Linked DNA regions of Homo sapiens: region 1 is linked to region 2. Evidence: chromatin contacts called from ENCODE Hi-C or POLR2A ChIA-PET data. All regions are on one chromosome and are shown on one strand. The core of a region is the stretch at or near the end of the contact, and the rest is flanking DNA. Distances in the headings are between cores, read along the strand shown. Region 1 overlaps EFR3B (EFR3 homolog B). Region 2 overlaps ADCY3 (adenylate cyclase 3).

Region 1 (3,078 bases), core at 100-2,599, 270 kb before region 2:
TGGAGGCAGAGGGACACCTTCTCAGAGCCCCTCGCACAGTTCCCGGGTGAGGAAGTGAAGCCTGAAGGGCCTTGGGGTAGTCCCAGTCCAGTGCTGGAGAGAGGCCAAGGACAGCGCTCTGCAGTTGTGGATGTGTGTGGTGAAGCTGGGCACCTTTGCTTAGCGTTGGGTGCCTTCCTACTGGCAGCAGTTGGCCACCCTGTGGCAGCTTTTGCTGTCACAGTGCAGGGAACACAGGCACAGGGAAGGGATCGACTCGGCTGCGGCACCACAACTGTAATATCCCCTTCCCCCCAGCCAGCCAGGAGATGCCAGGGACCTGAAACACATCCAGGCTGAAGGCTGGGGCCAAGGCAGTGGGTGGGGGCACTCACATGAGAACAGGCTTGATGGCGTTTTTGATGTTGCCAAAGGCAGCCCGGCCCAGCAGCTCCCGAAGACACCTCTCAGCCAGCTCCGCGGGGCTCTCTTTCTCCTTCTCAGGTGCTTGGAGGGGTGAGGGAGACCGGCTGGGGAGACAGAGGCACATGGGTAGAGGGTGGCATGCAGGCTGGGGTCAGGCTCTGTACAATCCCGGCTTTCCGTGTTTCATCCACACAAGACAAGCAGGAATTTGACATGGGTTGCACTAGGCAATAGGGGAGGCGTCACAGCTGTCAGAAATTAAATGGGGGTAAAGAAGCCCCCACTGGGGGAAGTGGGGGAAGACCGGAGAAGAAAAGATAAAGTTCTTTTTCTGGAAATCCTTAAAGATTTCCAGATGTACCACTGTGGGAAGGATGCTCTGAGCCCCATGGGCCAGGTGAGGTGTAGAACATGTGTGTCTTGATGCACCTAAGACTTCAGAAGGAAAAGGAGATGGGAGATGAAGATAGGAAAGGGAGGCAAAAAACAAAACAGAAGTGGAAGAAAGGAGAGGAAAGAGAGGGAGGGAAAAGGAAAGGCACAGTGGTTGGCTCAGGCAAGAGTCAATGATACTCAAGTCACAGGGAGTGGGCCCACATCTGGACAGAACAGGAGCCGGAGGACTCCCAGCCCAGAGACCACAGCAGCTTGTCAGTGAGATGCTATTCCAGAAACAGCCACCAGATGGCATACGAACCCCACCCCACCCCACGCCCCACCCCACGCCCCGCCCCCGCCCCCGCCCCCGCCCCCGCCCCCGTCGACCCGAGTCTAGCTCTAGTAGCCTGGGATCAACCGACCTAACTAGCCTAGTGCACAGATAGCCCAGGTGGGACAGCAACGTGGGCCTTTCTCCCCATTCCATTTCACCGAGGGGAAAAATGAGGGTGCAGGGACAGGAATGAATCCCATGCTTAGGGGATCCAGGATTAAAACCCAGTATCTGCAAGCTCTTACTGAGTGGCTGCGGGCTGGTCAAGCATGCACGTTTTCAGGGCCTGAAATAGCATCAGGAAGCAACAGAGGAAGGAAGGTCCAGATGGAAAGTCCGCAGTGATCGGAGCCATGAAAGGCATCTTTTTTTTTTTTTTTTTTTTTTTTTTTTTTTTTTTTTTTTTGAGACGGAGTCTCGCTCCGTCGCCCAGGCTGTAAGTGCAGCGGCGCGATCTCGGCTCACTGCAAGTTCTGCCTCCCGGGCTCCCGTTCTCCTGCCTCAGCCTCCCGAGTAGCTGGGACTACAGGCGCCCGCCACCACGCTCAGCTAATTTTTTTGCATTTTTTTTTAGTAGAGACGCGGTTTCATCGTGTTAGCCAGGATGGTCTCGATCTCCTGACCTCGTGATCTGCCCGCCTCAGCCTCCCAAAGTGCTGGGATTACAGGCGTGAGCCACCGCGCCCGGCCCACAAAAGGCATCTTAAAGCCTCCTTGGCCCTGCTTCCAGGGAGACAAAGGTAACCAGACTCTTGGTTCTGTGTGTTATTACCAACAGATTTACCCACCAGGGAGCCCAGCACCAACACTGTCCTCCTTCGGTAACGCACATGTTAAGGGACACTGTGGGCTGGCACAAAGTCAGACCCATGGCTTCTAGGGAGCCAGCTTTGGACTCACTGCAGAACAAGCCACAAAGCCATGTCCCTGGCCTTGTAGCTGAGTTTTACTGACCAACCCAAACCATGTGGTTCCCAAGCAGCCCTTGGAGGGTTGATTATATCTACTGTCCTGCCCCATCCCGGCCTGCTTACCTCTCTGCCTCCTCTACATGCTGTAGATTGAAAAGCAGTGATGGAACGATCTTATCCATGTGCTGTGGGTCCCAGATATTGGCCTGCAGTTCATCATTCACCGTCTTCCTCACCACCCCTTGCAGGCCTTTGATGCCTGACATTCGAATTCTGTAAGGAAAAGGGTGAAGTGGGACTCGGAAGTCCTCTAGCCCTGAGAAGTCCAGCTTCGGTGGCTAAGAGAAGAGCACAGCTTAGGAGTCAGGGATACATTTGTCCATCAGAAGGCAGAATGGAGACCAGCTGCTACTCTCATGAGACCTCCTGGTGCTGGCAGACATGAGCCCAGGAAGCCATGTCTTTTTAATCATCTTGGAGACTCCCAGGCTGCCCTTGCCCTGGTACCATCTGGGCTCCAGCCCTAGGGTGCTGGATGCTCCAGCTCCCCATCTTTAGTACTTAGCTGGGGTTGTTCCAGCTTGGGCCCAAGATGTAAGAGCTCAAAACGCTGCCAAGAACTGATGAAGCAGAATCCGAGGCTGTGAGCAACTTGCGGGGGCAGGGGGAGGCGGATCCAGAGGGAGAGGCACAGAGCTGCAGGCTCTCTGGGCACAAAGGGGTGTCGGCTTGGAGCTAGGGTTAACCAGAGGGGAAACTGAGTAACAGCACAGCAGGAGCCCCTTTTGTACACCCCCAGTCCCTGCTATGTGAACCCAGGGTCAGCACAGCTCTGTGGGAGGGAGCCCTCTTTACTAGCCATTTATTTCAGACTGAAGTTTCTTTCTTTCTTTTTTATAAAACCTTTTTTCTGGTTATAAAATAATACATACTAATCATAGAAAAGTATAGAGAAGAGAAGATTTACCACTACCACCACCACTACCACTGTTATCTTTGTTATCAAACATAACTGTTATTGGCATTTTGATGTAATTCCTTTCTTCTGTG
Region 2 (3,168 bases), core at 548-3,047:
CTAGAGGGACAGAACTAATGGAATAGATATCTATGAAGGGGAGTTTATTAAGTTTTGACTCACATGATCACAAGGTCCCACAATAGGCCATCTGCAGGTAAGAGCAAGGAGAGCCTGTCCGAGTTCCAACACTGAAGAACTTCAAGTCCACTGTTGGAGAGCTGGATGCATCCAGCACAGGAGAAAAGTGTAGGCTGTATGGAGGCTAGGCCAGTCTCTCTTTTCACCTTTTTCTGCCTGTTTATATTCTAGCAAACTGGCCACTGATTAGATTGTGCCCACCCAGATTTAGGGTGGGTCTGCCTTTCCCAGCCCACCGACTCAAATGTTAAACTCCTTTGGCAACACCCTCACAGACACACCCAGGATCAATACTTTGTATCCTTCAATCCAATCAAGTTGACACTTAGTATTAACCATCACAGAGGCATATTCCTTCAAGCCTTTTTTTTGGTCCTGATATTTGAGAGTGTCCTAGCCATGTTTTATCCTGATTAAGAGATTATAAATGTAACACCTTCCTCTCACATAGTATAGCAGCTGAGAGCCAAGTACCAGAGTCTCTGCCCCTCTCCTATGGCCTTAGGGGAGATAAGTGTTAAGTAGTTATTGCACAGTGCCTGCACATAGACACTCAAACTCTCTACCATCATATGATTGTTGGATACAATTTTGAAGATATAGAAAAGTAGAAGAGGCCACCAAAACCTCCCTTAATCTGGGACTTTTTTTGAAAAATAATTTTTAAAAATGAATATGGTATTATAAATTAGATATGCAGTTAGAAAAACTCAGGTTTGCTTCATTTTTTTTTCTTTTTTATAGAGCTAAAATGAAACCCCTTGAAAGTGGTTTAGTACACTCACCATGTTGTGCCACCACCACCTCTAGCTAGTTCCGCAACATCTTCCCCCAAAAGAAAACTTGGGACCCGAGCTTGATTTTTATTTGTTTTTATTTTTTTTAATTAATTAATTTTTTTTTTTTGAGGCGGAGTCTCGCTCTGTCCCCGAGGCTGGAGTGCAGTGGCACGATCTCGGCTCACTGCAAGCTCCGCCTTCCGGGTTCACGCCATTCTCCTGCCTCAGCCTCCCGTGTAGCTGGGACTACAGGTGCCCGCCACCATGCCCGGCAAATATTTTGTATTTTTAGTAGAGACGGGGTTTCACCGTGTTAGCCAGGATGGTCTCGATCTCCTGACCTCGTGATCCGCCCACCTCAGCCTCCCAAAGTGCTGGGATTACAGGCGTGAGCCACCGCGCCCGGCTACCGAGATTGATTTTTAAAACCAGATAGAAAGGGACCTGGTGAGCCCTGGGACAGGCCTTGCACGTGAGGACAAGGGACCCAGACCCTAGCACAGTCCCACAGTCCTATGCTCCAGCCTCACCTTGTGGTGGATACCTGTCTGTACTGGGGGTTGGGGAGGGATGACCCCGCTGGTCATCTTGGACCTGGATTTGCATCCACAGCCTCTGCCAGCGTTTTTGGGGGACTGTGAGCCCTGGCTTTCTCTGTGTGGTGTTGGTACTTTACCTCTCTGGTCTTTAGTTTAATTTTCTGAAAATGGGATTAAAAATAATACCATTGTTAGGGGATAGTTTGGGAATCACATGAAATAAGGCAGAGGGGAGTCTAAAAACCATGAAGCCCTTTGGGGCTCCAAGATGCCGTCACGCTGGCCCCCAGCCCCTGGGGAGGCACCGGCTGAAGTCAGGGTGGTGAGGTAGGATGGGAGCTGGCTGGGGCCTGTGCATCCTTCCCCTTCTCTCTTCCAGCCAGGACAGAGGTCACTCCCTCCCAAGGCATTGGGGCTGACGTTGGGAGTGGCGTGGGCTCTGGGCTGATTTGACGTTTCAGAAACATCAGCTGACGGGTCTTCGGAGCTGAGTGCAGGCCGGTACTAGAGGCTGCATGACCCCGTTTCACTTTCCTCCTGTAAAAGCTCCTCATGAGAATAAAAATGAGATAATAGATGGAAAAACACTTTGGAAAGGGCCGCAGACAGTCCTGGTATGAGAGGAAACAGAACCTGGTTTGGAAGTGGCTCCAAAGAGCCATTTGAGGTCAGTGTCAGAGCAGGCCATCCCTTACTTACATGTGTGCTTAATGTCTTTTTTAAGAAAATTCTCCATTTAAAAAAATTATGAGTGTCTCCTATAAAAACAATCGTTAATCTACCCTCTGCAAAAAAGGGGCCTCCTTCCAGAATTGAGTGCCCAGGGTCCATGTCTCACTTTTTATTTGGTCAGGTGCTCTTATCTTTTTTTTTTTTTTTTTTTGAGATGGAGTCTCACTCTTTCGCCCAGGCTGGAGTGCAGTGGCACGATCTTGGCTCACTACAACCTCCACCTCCCAGGTTCAAGCGATTCTCCTGCCTGAGCCTCCCGTGTAGCTGGGACTACAGGTGCCCACCACCACACACAGCTAATTTTTGTATTTCTAGTACAGACGGGGTTTCACCATGTTGGCCAAGCTGGTCTCAAACTCCTGATCTCAAGTGATCTGCCTGCCTTGGCCTCCCAAAGTGCTGGGATTGCAGTCGTGAGCCCCATGCTCGGCTATTTATCTTGTTTTCTAAGCTGCCTTAAGAGTGTGCGGCTGAAGGGCAGCCCTGGCCATGTGGCTGTCCCAGCAGGTGTCTCCTCGCTGGGCCTCAGCTTCCTCCTCTGCTGTGAAGTGAGGTGTAGGGATGCGCTGGTGACCTGAGCCCGCTCTCTCTCTTGCCATCCCCTGGGAAGTTGTACCTTCTGTTATGAAGATGACCAGCCTCCTAATGACAGTCAACTCCCAGATGGGTGGGCAGCCAGCCATGGTCCAGGAGGGTGAGGCGGCACAGTCCCTCAAGCACAGGCATCCCTTTCTGCCTCCTCACTGGGGTGAGCATGTCCACATGTCAAAGGGTGCATTGAGGCAACAGAGCATTTGGGTAATGGCAAGGGTCTCAGATTCCAGTGGCTTTGCTGCTTTAACCTCCCTGGCTCCAGTCTCCTTCAGGGAGGTAGTGGAGCCTGCCCTGCCCTGAGGCCTTGTGGATTTGGAGCTCTTGGTGCAGCCCTGGCATGCGAAGCGTCCTCTTTGCCTCTGCCGAACACATATCTGGCTTCGCAGGCAGTGCCATGGCGCTTCCCTGTGGTGCGGGGCCGCCAGGGTGCATGCTGACCTTGG

Evidence for each region. Hi-C counts contacts between places; a loop is a spot of excess contacts on that map. ChIA-PET counts read pairs that join two places held with the same protein, here RNA polymerase II (POLR2A). Pooled maps may share reads with other maps.
Region 1: a loop to region 2 is called in a pooled map, with 4 times the contacts of the local background. The contact joins two enhancer-like sites. A Hi-C loop is called at or near these places in 1 of 37 single-sample maps with no recorded cell type and 4 of 50 pooled maps. POLR2A ChIA-PET finds 5 or more read pairs at or near these places in 1 of 52 experiments (H1).

The regions. Positions count from the first base shown.
Region 1 is chr2:25,127,406-25,130,483 of GRCh38, reverse strand. EFR3B (EFR3 homolog B) reads right to left here. Exons shown (of 23, transcript NM_014971.2): 6 at 2,152-2,301; 7 at 375-509. Among named protein-coding and RNA genes, the nearest start is that of POMC, 40 kb to the left of the region's middle. Within about 2 kb of position 1,349, at least 3 of the 41 ENCODE cell types and tissues checked have a DNase peak (open chromatin) inside an H3K27ac peak, as active enhancers do.
Region 2 is chr2:24,860,365-24,863,532 of GRCh38, reverse strand. The region is part of intron 3 of ADCY3 (adenylate cyclase 3); the gene reads left to right. Among named protein-coding and RNA genes, the nearest start is that of ADCY3, 58 kb to the left of the region's middle. Within about 2 kb of position 1,797, at least 5 of the 41 ENCODE cell types and tissues checked have a DNase peak (open chromatin) inside an H3K27ac peak, as active enhancers do.